Linked DNA regions of Mus musculus: region 2 is linked to region 1. The links are chromatin loops, found by intact Hi-C in ENCODE. Cell type or tissue: heart. All regions are shown on one strand. Links, peaks and the distances in the headings refer to the core of each region. The heading gives the core; the rest is flanking DNA.

The links. Peaks named below come from ENCODE experiments on the same cell type or tissue, not always from the same donor. Only the 100,000 strongest peaks of a DNase experiment are listed, where the experiment ranks them.
Region 2: a loop joins it to region 1, with 20 times the contacts of the local background. A loop is called at or near these places in 7 of 42 quality-filtered maps.

The regions. Positions count from the first base shown.
Region 1 is chr8:19,245,338-19,253,076 of GRCm38, forward strand. Defb5 (defensin beta 5) reads left to right here and starts at 2,255. Exons shown (of 2, transcript NM_030734.2): 1 at 2,255-2,316; 2 at 5,359-5,491. The coding sequence starts at 2,255. The coding sequence ends at 5,491. In heart, for the core only: no CTCF peak of the experiment used is centred there; no DNase peak of the experiment used is centred there.
Region 2 is chr8:19,296,891-19,304,629 of GRCm38, forward strand. It overlaps the pseudogene Defa-ps13. Among named protein-coding and RNA genes, the nearest start is that of Defb3, 7.4 kb to the left of the region's middle. In heart, for the core only: no CTCF peak of the experiment used is centred there; no DNase peak of the experiment used is centred there.

The DNA of each region.
Region 1 (7,739 bases), core at 1,813-6,812:
AAGTGCTAAAGTCTTGGTTAGTCTGAGACTCCTCTGGAAGATCGTTGGAAATTCTGCAAATTGCCCTAGTGTTAGTGAGTTAGGTTTGGACACAAAGCACAGCAATGGGTCTTGACAGACCAGACCCCTCCTGTCTGCTTCCTGGCTATCAGAAGGTGACTGACTTTACCTCACCACATGCTCCTTGCCATTTTTAGTGTGGCTTGTGAAAGACCACAAAGCAGTGGTGCCCACACACCATGGATTGCGTTTCTAAGGCTTGAGTCAAAATAACTTTTATTCCATCAAGGTTCAGTTGTCAAATGTGTTTGGCCACATTGATAGAAAATGAGTACATTTGCTTTTTACTGTGGAAAGTGAGAAAATTATGCAAATGCAGAGTGAGTTTATTAATTCAGGCTGAGCATTTGCAGGCAACGATCTTTCCACATTCTTTATTTTATTTTAGTTTATTTTAGTTTAGTTTAGTTTTTTTCCACATTACGTTTTTGTCTGTGCTTAGTGTTTGTGATGAGTAAGCATACTTTTTCAATACATGCAGGCATTGCACAGGGAAAAAAGTCTGAAGATGGGTCAGATGGCACGTGGCAATCCTGCAATCCCAGACAGACATGCAACAGTACCTCTTTGGAGCAAACCATTACTATAAATCAATCATCAGCTGCTTTTAAGAAACCCTCAAATTGCAGAGTAGGCTAATAAGGAACAGAGAAAGGTAGGGGTAAGGAAAATAGAGGGAAGTTAGTGTTTTTCTTTTCTTTTTTTAATAGAATTATGCCTGGCTTCCATTGTATCACTGAAGCTAATGAGAGGAGATTGAAGCTACTCTTAGTATAGTAAAATTATTCAATTTGAAATGATAGATATATTAATTATCCTGTATTGATCCTTGCCTACTGTATTTATATACTGAGATAGTATACAATAGCCCACAAATATGAATACTTACTGTGTCTGATTTTCTTTTAAATCTCTTCTGAATGCCAGTTTCAAAATATGTCCTCTAAGCCCAATACCATGGATTGTCACAGCACATCAGTGAGAGTGAGGCATTCTAGTGTGGGTCTAAACTCTTCATTCTCCAACCTCAAATGTCTTTGCTGGAGACGCCATACAATAGCCTTTGTCAATGCATTATAGATTTCTGCTCATTTGTTTAATCTTCCTGTAGGGAGGGAAAAATTCCTGATTTATTTAAGTTATTTTCCATTAGATAAATACTCATTTCTCAGCTCTTGGCATGTGTTATGCCCTGTTTCTTGTCAATTATTTTAGAGTACAAAAATGAGCAGCTGGGTAATGAACTATAAAAGAGAAATCACTCTGAGATGAGCCACATGGCCTCCCCTTAGGGAGGAGGGACCTGTTCTTAACAGGTCCCATCAAGAACAACAGGAAGGTGGTGGGAAGTATTGGTGTCCCATTGTCATGAATTCTCATGATATAATCCAAAAGGTAACTTGACACCTCACCTCTGATACATACATTGTTTCAGAAACTGGAGAACCACAGACCCAAAGGCTAGCAATTCCCAAGAGCTGCCCATCACCTGGTAGCTAGAACCAGCTACTTGCTGTTTTCTTCTAGGTAGGAATGGCGCCTTGTGTTCTGGTAACCTGTTACTAACTCATTGCTTTCTCTGAAAGAGGAAACAGTACACTGTTCCTCCCTGTCCATCTTGCCTTATGTCCATCACATTGGGTGTATGGTGAGTTTCTGGAGGTTTTTAGTAGGAAATGAACTCCATTACTGAGCAGTAACTTGGAGAAATTTATGAGACTAGGCTCATGTTCTTACTTGGAAAAGCTTGGGGAACGTTTGGTCACATGTGTTACATGCAGCAGCCCAAATGACTCTAGGTGAAATGAGTCCCCACTGAGGCCTAATCTTGTTGCCAGACTCTGAGATGACCAAGTCAAATATCTGAGGTATAAACAAGTAAGCTCCAATTGTAACCAGTAAGTCTGTCCCAGGACAGCATGGGTCCCGCTCACCTAAGAAGTAGGGCAGGAATCTGCTCATGGTCAGCAGTGCAGGAGGAACTCCTCTGGGGATCCTCACATTTGCATAAGAGACTCTGAGTGTGCTCTCAAAGGGCCAATTTGACAAGAGAGATAAGATGCTCTGTGTTTCATAATTTTACGTCCTTGCATCCTAGTCAGTGTAAAATCCTAACGAGGAGGTAGCACATAACACTATATAAGGCACTGAGCTCAAATCCCTCTGCATCTGTGCCCCTCACCAGGCTTCAGCCATGAAGATCCATTACCTTCTCTTTGCATTTCTCCTGGTGCTGCTGTCTCCACTTGCAGGTGTGTCAGGGGAGTACGCGGTCCCAAAGTAAAAAGAGATAGCTCCCTACAGTGTGTGTGTGTGTGTGTGCGCGTGTGCGTGTGTGTGTGCGTGTGTGTGTGTGTTCCTGTCTCTTTTTCTGTGTGTGCCTTGGGCTCCACCTCTCCATATATATATGTCTCACTCTTTCTGTTTTTCTGTGGGTGCATGTCTGTCAGTCTTTCTGTATATGCTTATGCCTGTCTTTCTGTTATGTGTTCATCTCTCTGTCTCTGTTTCAGTCTCTCATACATTTCCTCTTCTACAGTTATTCCCTTCCTTTTTTTTCTTTCTTTCTTCTAAGCTCATTTCAGACAATGTGTATTGTGTAACTGCTAACATAAGCCAAGAATACTTCTTTTTGACTTCCAGGAGCCTCAGGTAGATTCATTCTGAGCTCATCTGCAGTCCTTGCCTTCCATTTCCTAACTCTTGCCACTAAACTTGAGATTATGGAATGATTCTTTTGTAAATAATAACATGGATATCCAGAAGATGTTCCAACTGGTAAGAAGGACACATACTCCACTATGTTCATAGCAGCCTTATTTATAATAGCCAGAAGCTGGAAAGAACCCAGATGCCCCTTAATAGAGGAATGGATACAGAAAATGTGGTACATTTACACAATGGAGTACTACTCAGCCATTAAAAAGAATGAATTAATAGAATTCCTAGGCAAATGGATGGACCTGGAGGGCATTATCCGGAGTGAGGTAACTCAATCACAAAAGAACTCACATAATATGTACTCACTGATAAGTGGACATTAGCCCAGAAACTTAGAATACCTAAGATATAAGTTACAATTTGCAAAACATATGAAACTCAAGAAGAACGAAGACCAAAGTGTGGACCCTTTGCCCCTTCTTAGAAGTGGGAACAAAACACTCATGGAAGGAGTTACAGAGGCAAAGGTTGGAGCTGTGATGAAAGGATGGACCATCTAGGGACTGCCATACCCGGGGATCCATCCCATAATCAGCCTCCAAACACTGACACCATTGCATACACTAGCAAGATTTTGCTGAAAGGACCCTGATATAGCTGTCTCTTGTGAGGCTATGCAGGGGCCTAGCAAACACAGAAGTGGATGCTCAGTCAGCTATTGGATGGATCACAGGCCCCCCCCAATGGAGGATCTAGAGAAAGTACCCAAGGAGCTAAAGGGGTCTGCAACCCTATAGGTGGAACAACAATATGAACTAACCAGTACTCCTCGGAGCTCGTGTTGCTAGCCACATATATATCAGAAGATGGCCTAGTCTGCCAACATTGGAAAGAGAGGCCCCTTTGTCTTGCAAACTGTATATACCTCAGTACAGGGGAATGCCAGGGCCAAGAAGTGGGAGTGGGTGGATAGGGGAGTGTGGGGGGGAGGGTATGCGGGACTTTTGGGATAGCATTGAAAATGTAAATGGAGAAAATACTTAATTAAAAAAACAAAAAAATAATAACATGAAGAATTTTGGATTCTTACCTGAACAGAAAGGTGTTTGTTTACTAATCTTTATATTTAAGGTGTCGATTCTCTGATACTCTAGAGAATCCTCCAGAATAATCATCCCAGCCTCTATCTGAGAACTTCCTGAAACCCTACCCCTATGGAAGATCCTTAAACACACACTGTCTACAGGGACAATCAGGCTCAGAGCTCAGGGAGGCTATGAAGCACAGCTTCTCAAACTCTGCCTAAACTGTATTTTGTGCAAAATATATAATTTTATATTCTTTCAAATTATGTGTACATATATGGATCTGTGTATATGAATGTGCCAGGCACTACAGTAATCACAGAGGTCATAAAGGAACATCCAGTCTCTCAGAGTTGGAATTATAGGCACATATGGGCTGCCTGATATGGTACTAGGAAGTTATCTCAGGTCTTCTGTAGGAGTGGTATGCTCTCCTAACTGCTGAGCCATCTTTCCAGGCTCTAAGTTTATTTCATCCTTCACATTAGGTAAACAGAAGGAAAAGGATACACAGTTCAAGAGAGGGAGGTAAAGCAAATAAGAGAGTATTTGAACGAATGAAGTAAAGGCCTCAAACTGCATCAGACAGAAAATATAGAGATAGAAACATAATTTCACTCATTTTGTTGCTGGGTTCTGGTTCACAGAGGACATCTGTGTTCCATGAGATATACAGACACTATCTATGACTTTTAGAGAAATGTAAAGAAGGAAGGAGTGGGGAGAGCAAAGGATAAGTTTAAGACTTAATTTTAGACGTTGGATGCTATCAAAAAAGTTCATTTTTCTTTAGGTTTCCATTGTAAGTTACTTAGGAACCACGTTATCCTTAAGAAAGTTCTATTCCCCGAGATTTGGGTCCAATACTTAGTTTAAAATAGGTACCTAGAATTCAAAATACCTTAGTTAAAAATAGGAAGATGACTCAGTGAATAAATGCACTTTTGCAAGTATGAAGATCTAGCATCCATGTAAAAGCAGAGAGAGCATCTTGTGCACATCTGTACTGCTAGGACTAAGAATCACAGAGGCACACTCGTGAGTCAGCCAGCCAATTCCACTGATTTAGTTCCAGGTCCAGTGAGGAACTCTTTCTCAAACAACGAGGTAGAGAGAAATTGATGAACCTGTCTTAGGCCAGCCTCTGGCCTCTATATGTGTGTGTACACATGCACATTCATGTGCACAGTCACAGTGTCTGCTTCAGATACTAGAAGTAGGGACTTGTGTGTGGAAAAGCAAAGGCAGGGCTGCTGAGAAGCAGCTAGGGACTCACAAAGAGTCTTTTCTGAGCTCCTGCCTGCTGTACCTGAAAACTCCAGTCAGGGGTGGGGCAGACCCTTCAACATTTGGGTCCTAGGAAAACCAGCACCCCCTCTATACTGTAACAGTACCTGTCTCTATCAAGAATTGGATTCAGCCCTGCTAAAACAGACATCCCTGTTTGGGGGAAGAGCCTACTGGGATCTACTCATCATAAGAACACATTGGTATGTATTTCTGACCTGGCACTTTCAATTCTAATGTGTGGTTTTTCTTACTTATCTTTCAGCTTTAGCAAAACAATCAACAATCCAGTAAGTTGCTGTATGATTGGAGGCATATGCAGGTATCTGTGCAAGGGCAACATTCTTCAGAATGGCAGTTGTGGAGTTACTAGTCTCAACTGCTGCAAGAGAAAATAGAGAAGAAGTCAAAGATCCAGTGAACCAAAGAAAACAATTTGCACCTCCATGAAGATGAACAAAACATAAACTAAATTAAAGTTCCTTGATTAAATGCAAACGCATGTTGGTAAGAACTGTGTGAGCTCACAGTTTGTTTTCTCTTGCTCTGAATTCTAAAATCCTGGCAGAAGTCAATCAGTGACTCAAGTAGGGCTTTCTTATGGTTTCCAGCTATATTTATGGCTATCTGTTCCTGTCTCTGATATGCTAATTGATTTCCTGTAGCCAGCACACACAGCCATCCTGTCTGTCTTCTTCATCCCTTTGCCTGCTTAACCTCTTTGCTTCATCCATCCAATCCCAAGGCAAGACAAAGAAGGTCACCCCAGCTTCCCTTAAGCTTGTTCCTCTTAGTCAATTATGACTTGTGTGGTTATGTTTAAGACTTTAATGCACACTTTGGCTATGAGACCTCTTGAGTGGTGTTCCAGACTCTCTTATTCATTTATGTACTGACCACTGATGGGATATATTGCATCATGTTATTTTAATTGAATGGCCAAGTTGAGTCAGTGAGGGGCTTTCTTACATGTAGACATAAGACACAAGGAACTTGTGGAAAACAAGGCTTTATTGAAAGCAACAAGAAGGAAGAGCAGGGTAAAGAAAAACAAGGCTATGTTTAGTAAAGCAAAAGTTCAGAGTCTGTCCTAGGCCTGACCTTCCCATCAGTGTATTTACAGTATGATGGGCTCCCTGAATGGCTTGGGCAGGGCTTTTCAGTTAATGTGCATATAATTCATGCTCATGAGTATAATTAAGCTCCATTAGGATACTTCAGATTTTAAAAAATCTCTGTCCTAAAGAAGAAGTGAGACCCCAGAGAAAAGATATCTCACCTGGGTAGCTGCAACTGATTAAAGGAGTCCTTGTCACACGATTGACATGTAACAAAAGAATGTTGGCTGAAGACACATACCTTAATGCAGGGTATCATTAAATTTAAAGTAGGAGTCTGAAGACAAGGCACTGTCCATAAGCGTGTGCTGTGCAATCATACAGATATGAATGTGATTCAGAGCACCCATGTAATAAACCAGGGAACACAGCATGTCTGTACTCCTAGCCCTGGGGGATGTGATGGAGACCTGTGGATCTCCAAACTCAACAGCCAGCCTGCCAGAGCAAATGCACTACCACAGGTTCAATGGAAGATCCATCTCAAAAATGAAAATAGGAGGTGGACCTGCTGATGACATGGCTCCTCACTTAAGAGCACTCGCTGCTCAGGAGGACCTGGTCAGATTCCCAGAACCTAAGAGTCCTCTCATCACCTTCTGTAACTCCAGTTCTAGTGGATCTAGCCCTTTCTTTTGGCCTTCATAACAATCATATACACAGTACATACAGGAAAATACCAAACAAATAATAATAATAATAATTAATAATATATTAGACAGTGATTGAAGAAAACAATTTACCTTCTGCCTTTATACACATACATACATGTATTCACACACATAAACAAATGATGTGTAACACACATACACACACATGAAAGTAATTTAAAATATCCACAAATAATACAGTATTTGAGCTTTATACAAGGACAGCCTTTGACTTTTTCATTGTAGAATTTAACCCATACACTTCATTTTGATACCTGGCTCCCCAGACCCTGTCCTCAAGGAATTATTTTTATATTCCATATCATTATTGTTATACAGTTGTTGTTTATCTGATGCTCTAAGTCACTGCTGACTGTTGCAGGAGTGAGATGAACTTTCCTGCAACAAGGGAAGCATTATTCTGGGTCTTTAGAGGTTGGCCAGACTCGAAAGGGTTTTGTAGCAAATACCCTCACCTGAGAAAAGATGTTAATGGCTATTTTGGTTTTTTAAGGTAATGTCCTTGAAGGCATAGGTAAAATGTATCAAAGGAAAAAAAAGCTAAATAGCGTTTTAGTTCTAAAAATTACGTGGCCATTTGATGTTCTGATAGGACCAGAGCTTTTTGTATACAGGGCAGAGCACCAATGGAATTGGCCAGTGTTAGCATCAGAAACTGGTTACAGCCAGCCTCTGAAACCTGCAATGACATCATCCTAGAGGATAAGAGTCTTCTGTGTTCATTCCTATGGCAACCATAGCACCCCCCCCCCCCACCTTGTGTTACCTGCATCACCTGAAATTCATCACCTGTGTTACCTATGTCACAGCCAGGAAAAAAAAAAAACATGAATGACTCTCTCTCTCTCTCTCTCTCT
Region 2 (7,739 bases), core at 1,513-6,512, 51 kb after region 1:
TATCTATTATAAACTTGTTGTTTAGCTGATGCTCAAAGTCACTGCTGACTGTTTCAGGAATGAGATAAAGTTTCCTGAAGCAATTGAAGCATCATTCTGGGTCTTTAGAGGATGGCAGGACTTGCAAGGGTTTTTTAGCATTTTTCCTCACCTGAGAAAAGAATTTAATGGCTTTTTTTGAAGGTCCAACTTTTGTAAGCATAGGTAAAATAGATAAAAGCAATAAAATGCGAAATAGCTTTGTACTTCTAAAAATGACAGGACCCTTTGGTTTTCTGAAAGAACCAGAGCTGGGGCTGCACACAGGGCCGAGCACCATGGAAAACAAGGTGTGAAGACATAGGAAAGCACCACTGCAGCTGGAGGGTAAACACACACACACCTACACACACACACATATATATACACAAGTACACACATACATATACACACATACACATATACACATCCATACACATATACACATACACATACATGCATATACATACACACATAGACATACACACATACAGACATACATACACACATAGACACATACACACATATTCATATACACATACAAATACAGATACACACACATACTCATACACACACATACACATACACACACATATACATATACATGTACACACACATACAGACATTCACATACATATACACACACATACACATCCATCCATACACACACATACACACACATACACATACACATACACATACACATACACATACACATACACATACACATACACATACAAATACAAACATACACACACACATACACATCCATACATATACACACACATACACATACATATACACACAAACACACATACACATACACACACACACTGGAGCTGAGGTGCACACAGAGCAGCCCACTACTCTTGGGGAACACACACATGCATCAAGGCAACACTGGGGCAGAGGGTACACACATAACAATGTACCACTGAGCTGAAGAGTTGACATACACCTAGCAGCACTCCACTGGAAATATTCACTGCCTAACCTGGCTTGGCTGAGATCCTAACTGTCCTCAAGAAGATAAGTGCTAAAGTCTTGGTTAGTCTGTGACTCCTCTGGAAGATGGTTGGACATTCTGCAAATCGCCCTAGTTTTAGTGAGTTAGGTTTGGACACAGAGCACAGCAATGGGTCTTGGCAGACCAGACCCCTCCCTTCTGCTTCCTGGTTATCAGAAGGTGACTGACTTTACCTCACCACATGCTCCTTGCCATTTATGTCCTGGCTTGTGTCAGACCACAAAGCAGTGTTGTCCACTGACCATGGATTGAGTCTCTAAGGCATGAATCAAAATAACTTTTATTCCAAAAAGGTTGATTTGTCAAAAGTATTTGGCCACATTGATAGAAAATGAACACATTTGCTTTTCACTGTGGAAAGTGAGAAAATTATGCAAATGCAGAGTGAGTTCATTAATTTAGGCTGAGCATTTGCAGACAATGATCTTTCCACACTGTTCATTTTATTTTATTTTATTTTATTTTATTTTATTTTATTTTATTTTATTTATTTTATTTTATTTGTAGCTTCCCATAAGCCTGAAGCAGGCTAAGCCAGAACTTGACCTTGCTGCCACTAAGGAGATTATCTAGGGTGGAACCTTCCTGCCTAGATCACTCTATTGTTCTGCCACTGCCACTGTCAAGATACTGCTACCTGCTGAGAGGCCTCAGAGCTCTTCTGGAGACTATGCCCTATCCTGCATGTCATCACCTGCAGCTGGTTCCAGGCTCCAAGGATGAATTGTCGTGGAATGGCCTTTAATAAAGCGTGTCTGTCATTAAAAATCTGAACCATGAACAGACTAGCATGTCTTGGTTCCATTATTTCTCAACCCGCCTAGGCTCCCTCTTTTCTTCCAGATTCCAAGATGCCTTCCAGGCTCAAACCTGGACATGTGAGCAGCTGGCCGGCCCCAACATTTATTTTATTTTATTTTATTTTATTTTATTTTATTTTATTTTATTTTATTTTAGCTTAGTTTAGTTTAGTTTTTTCCACATTATGTTTTTGTCTCTGCTTAGTGTTTGGGATGAGTAAGCATACCTTTTCAATTCGTGCCTGCATTGCACAGGGAAAACAGTCCGAAGATGGATCAAATGGCATGTGGCAATCCTGCAATCTCAGACAGACATGTAACATTACCTCTTTGGAGCAAACCATTACTATAAATCAATCATCAGCTACTTTTAAGAAAGCCTCAAATTGCAGAGTAGGCTAATAAGGAACACAGAAAGGTAGGGGTAAGGAAAATAGAGGGAAGGTAGTTTTTTTTTTTTTTTTTTTAATAAAGAATTATGTCTGGCTTCTCTTGTATTACTGAAGCTAATGAGAGGAGATTGAAGCTACTCTTAGTATAGTAAAATTATTCAATTTGAAGTGATAGATATATTAATTATCCTGTATTGATGCTTGCTTACTGTATTTATATACTAAGATAGTACACAATAGTCCACAAATATGAATACTTACTATGTCTGATTTTCTTTTAAATCTCTTTTGAATGGCAGCTTAAAAATATGTCCACCAAGCCCAATATCGTGGGTTTTCACAGCACAGAAGTTGGAGTGAGGCATTCTAGTGTGGATCTAAACTCTTCATTCTCCAGCCTGAAATCTCTTTGCTGGGAACTCCATACAATAACCTTTGTCGAAACTATTTATGCATTATAGATTTCTGCTCATCTGGTTATTTGTTTAATCTTTCTGTAGGGAGAAAACATTTCTGATTCTTTGTTTTCCCTTCGAAAAATCCTGATCTCTCAGCTCTTGGCATATGTTATGCCCTGTTTCTTCTCAATGGTTTTGAAGTATAAAAATGAGCAGCTGGATAATGAACTATAAAAAAAGACATCACTCTGAGATGAGCCACATGACCTCCCTCAGAACAGGTCCCATCAAGAACAACAGGAAGGTGGTGGGAAGGTCTTGAATCCCACTCTCATGAATTCTCATGATATGATCAAAAAGGTAACTTGACACATCACCTCTGATATATACATTGTTTCAGAAACTGGAGGACCACAGACCCAAAGGCTAGAAAGTCCCAAGAGTTGCTCATCACCTGGTAGCTAGAACCAGCTACTTGCTGGTTTGTTCTAGGTAGGAATGGGATCCTGTGTTCTGGTAACCTGTTACCTACTCCTTGCTTTCTCTGAGAGAGTAAACAGCACACCTATCTGACTCCATGTCCATACATTGGGTGTATGGTGAGTTGCTGGGGGTTTTTAGTAGCAAATGAACTCCATAACTGAGCAGTAACTTGGAGAAATCTATGAGACTAGGCTCAGGTTCTGACTTGGAAAAGCTTGGGGAACCTTGACTTGAGTCACATCTGTTGCATTCAGCAGCCAAAATGAATCTAGGTGAAATGAGTCCCCAATGAGGCCTAATCCTGTTGCCAGACTCTGAGATGACCAAGTCAAATGTCTGAGTTATAGGCAAGTAAGTGCAAATTGTAATCTGTAAATCTGTCCCAGGACAGCATGGATCCCTCCCACCTAATAAGTGGGGCAGGAATCTGCTCATGGTCAGCAGTGCAGGAGGAAATCATCTGGAACTACCCACATTTACATAAGAGAAGCTAAGTTTGCTCTCAAAGGGCCATTTTGACAAGAGAGATAAGGTGCTCTGTGTTTCATAATTGTAAATCCTTGGATTCAAGTCAATGTAGAATCCTACCGAGGTGGCAGCACCTGGCACTAATATAAGGCACTGAGCTCAAGTCCCTGTGCACCTCTGCACCTCACCAGGCTTCAGTCATGAGGATCCATTACCTTCTTTTTGCATTTCTCCTGGTGCTGCTGTGTCCACTTGCAAGTGAGTCAGGGAGTAGGGTGGTTCCAAGGTAAAAAGAGATAGCTCCCTACAGTGTGTGTGTGTGTGTGTGTGTGTGTGTGTGTGTGTGTGTGTGTGTGTGTGTGTGTCTGTCTCTTTTTCTGTGTGTGCCTTTGGCTCCATCTCTCCATAGATGTATGTCTCTTTCTGTTTTTCTGTGAGTTCATGTCAGTCAGTCTTTCTGTATATGCTTATGCTTGTCTTTCTGTTATGTAGTCACCTCTCTGTCTCTGTGTAAGTCTCTCATGCTTTTCCTCTTCTATAGTTATTACCTTCCCTCTTTTTCTTTCTTTCTTCCAAGCTCATTTCAGACAATGTGTATTGTGTAACTGCTAACATGAACTAAGAATACATCTTTTTGCCTTGAAGGAGCCTAAGGTAGACTCATTCTGAGTCTACAGAATGCAGTCCTTGACTTCCATTTCCTCACTCCTGCTGCTAAGCTTAAGATAATGAAACCAGTCTCTTAAAGGTAGTGTAAATATAATAACATGAAGAATTTTGGATTCTTATCTGAAAAAAATGGTATTCATTTTTTATCTTTATATTTAAGGTGTAGATTCTCTGCTTACTCTAGAGAATCCTTCAGAATAATCATCCCATCCTCTATCTGAGAACTTCCTGAAACCCTACCCCTATGGTTAAACACTCACTGTCTACAGGGGTAATCAGGCTCAGAGCTCAGGGAGGCTATGAAACACAGCTTCTCAAACTCTGCCTAAACTGTATTTTGTGGAAAATATATAATTTATATTCTTTTAAATTATGTGTACATATATGGATCTGTGTATATGTAATTTCTTTCATTTTGTTGCTGGGTTCTGGTTTACAGAGGAGAATCTGTGTTCCATGAGATATATACATATTAACTCTGTCTGACATTTATATGAATGTAAATAAGCAGGGAAGGTGGAAAAGTGAAGGATAACTTTAAGACTTAATCTCAAACATTGGAAGCTATCAAAAAAGTTCATTTTTTTCTTTTTTTCTTCTTCTTCTTTTTTTTAATGAGGTTTATTTATTTATTTATTTTTATTTGAACTTAAACTAAAGCCATCAAACTTCTCAGCACAAAGGTAATATGGCAACCCCCAAGAAAAAGACATAAGCTTCATTTATCCAGTTGTATTACTTCTACTTAAGAAAGTACAAGATTATTTCAGCCACTCAGGGCCCTGCTGGAGCTCTGACTAGAGACAATTGTCTACTAATTACTCAGGAGAAGGTTAATGAGACCACTGTCTACCTCTTAGCAATAATCCAATCAACTAAGCTAGCCTTACACTCACCTAAGACCTTCTTTTTTAAAAAATTTTTTATTAGGTATCTTCCTCATTTACATTTCGAATGCTATCCCAAATGTCCCCCATACCCACCCCCCCACTCCCCTACCCACCCACTCCCCCTTTTTGGCCCTGGCATTCCCCTGTACTGGGGCATATAAAGTTTGCAATTCCAATGGGCCTTTCTTTCCAGTGATGGCCGATTAGGCCATCTTTCGATACATATGCAGCTAGAGACAAGTGCTCCGGGGTACTGGTTAGTTCATAATGTTGTTCCACCTATAGGGTTGCACTTCCCTTTTGCTCCTTGGGTACTTTCTCTAGCTCCTCCATTGGGGGCCCTGTGATCCATCCAATAGCTGACTGTGAGCATCCACTTCTGTGTTTGCTAGGCCCTGGCGTAGCCTCACAAGAGACAGCTATATCAGGGTCCTTTCAGCAAAATCTTGCTAGTGCATGCAATGGTGTCAGCGTTTGGAAGCTGATTATGGGATGGATCCCTGGATATGGCAATCAATAGATGGTCCATCCTTTCATCACAGCTCCAAATTTTGTCTCTGTAACTCCTTACATGGGTGTTTTGTTCCCAATTCTTTTTTTTTTATTTTATTATTATTTTTTCCATTTTTTATTAGGTATTTAGCTCATTTACATTTCCAATGCTATACCAAAAGTCCCCCATACCCACCCACCCCCACTCCCCTACCCACCCACTCCCCCTTTTTGGCCCTGGCGTTACCCTGTACTGGGGCATATAAAGTTTGCGTGTCCAATGGGCCTCTCTTTCCAGTGATGGCCGACTAGGCCATCTTTTGATACATATGCAGCTAGAGTCAAGAGCTCCGGGATACTGGTTAGTTCATAATGTTGTTCCACCTATAGGGTTGCAGATCCCTTTAGCTCCTTGGGTACTTTCTCTAGCTCCTCCATTGGGAGCCCTGTTATCCATCCATTAGCTGACTGTGAGCATCCACTTCTGTGTTTGCTAGGCCCCGGCATAGTCTCACAAGAGACAGCTACATCTGGGTCCTTTCGATAAAATCTTGCTAGTGTATGCAATGGTGTCAGCGTTTGGATGCTGATTATGGGGTGGATCCCTGGATATGGCAGTCTCTACATGGTCCATCCTTTCATCTCAGCTCCAAACTTTGTCTCTGTAACTCCTTCCATGGATGTTTTGTTCCCACTTCTAAGGAGGGGCATAGTATCCACACTTCAGTCTTCATTTTTCTTGAGTTTCATGTGTTTAGGAAATTGTATCTTATATCTTGGGTATCCTAGGTTTTGGGCTAATATCCACTTATCAGTGAGAACATATTTTGTGAGTTCCTTTGTGAATGTGTTACCTCACTCAGGATGATGTCCTCCAGGTCCATCCATTTGCCTAGGAATTTCATAAATTCATTCTTTTTAATAGCTGAGTAGTACTCCATTGTGTAAATGTACCACATTTTCCGCATCCATTCCTCTGTTGAGGGGCACCTGAAAAAAATGTTCAACATCCTTAATCATCAGGGAAATGCAAATCAAAACAACCCTGAGATTCCACCTCACACCAGTCAGAATGGCTAAGATCAAAAAATTCACGTGACAGCAGATGCTGGCGTGGATGTGGAGAAAGAGGAACACTCCTCCATTGTTGGTGGGATTGCAAGCTTGTATAATCACTCTGGAAATCAGTCTGGCATTTCCTCAGAAAAGTGGACATAGTACTACCGGAGGATCCTGCAATACCTCTCCTGGGCATATATCCAGAATATGTCCCAGCCGGTAAGAAGGACACATGCTCCACTATGTTCATAGCAGCCTTATTTATAATAGCCAGAAGCTGGAAAGAACCCAGATGCCCCTCATTTTTTTCTTTAGGTTTCAATTGTAAGTTATTTAGGAATCAAGTTATCCTTAAGCAAGTCCTATTTCCAGAGATTTAGGTTCAATACTTAGTTTAAAATAGGTACCTGGAAGTTAAAATACCTTAGTTAAAAATAGGAAGATGGCTCAGTGATTAAATGCACTTGTGCAAGCATGAAGATCTGGTATCCATGTAGAAGCAGAGAGAGCCTCTGGTGCACATCTGTAATGCTAGTAGTAAGATTCAAGAGGCACACAGGAGAGCCAGCCAGCCAATCCCACTGGTTTCAGGTTCAGTGAGATACTCTGTCTCAAACAATGAGGTAGAGAGGAATTGATGAACATGTCTTAGGCCAACCTCTGGTTTCTCTATGTGTGTGCACAGATGCACATTCATGTGGACAGTCACAATGTCTGTTTCAGATACTAGAACAAGGGTCTTGTGTGTAGAAAAGCAAAGGCAGGGCTGCTGAGAAGCAGTTAGGGACTCACAGAGAATCTTTCCTGCCCTCCTGCCTGCTAGTCCTGAAAACTCCAATCAGTCATGGGTGGAGCATTTGAGTCCTAGGAAAACCCAGCACCCCCTCTACACTGCAACAGTGGCAGTCTCTATCAAGAATTGGATTGAGCCCTGCTAAAATAGACATCCCTGTTTGGGGGGAAAGCCTGCTGCTTATGATCTACTCATCATAAGAACACACTGGTATGTATTTCTGACCTGGCACTTCCATTTCTAATGTGTT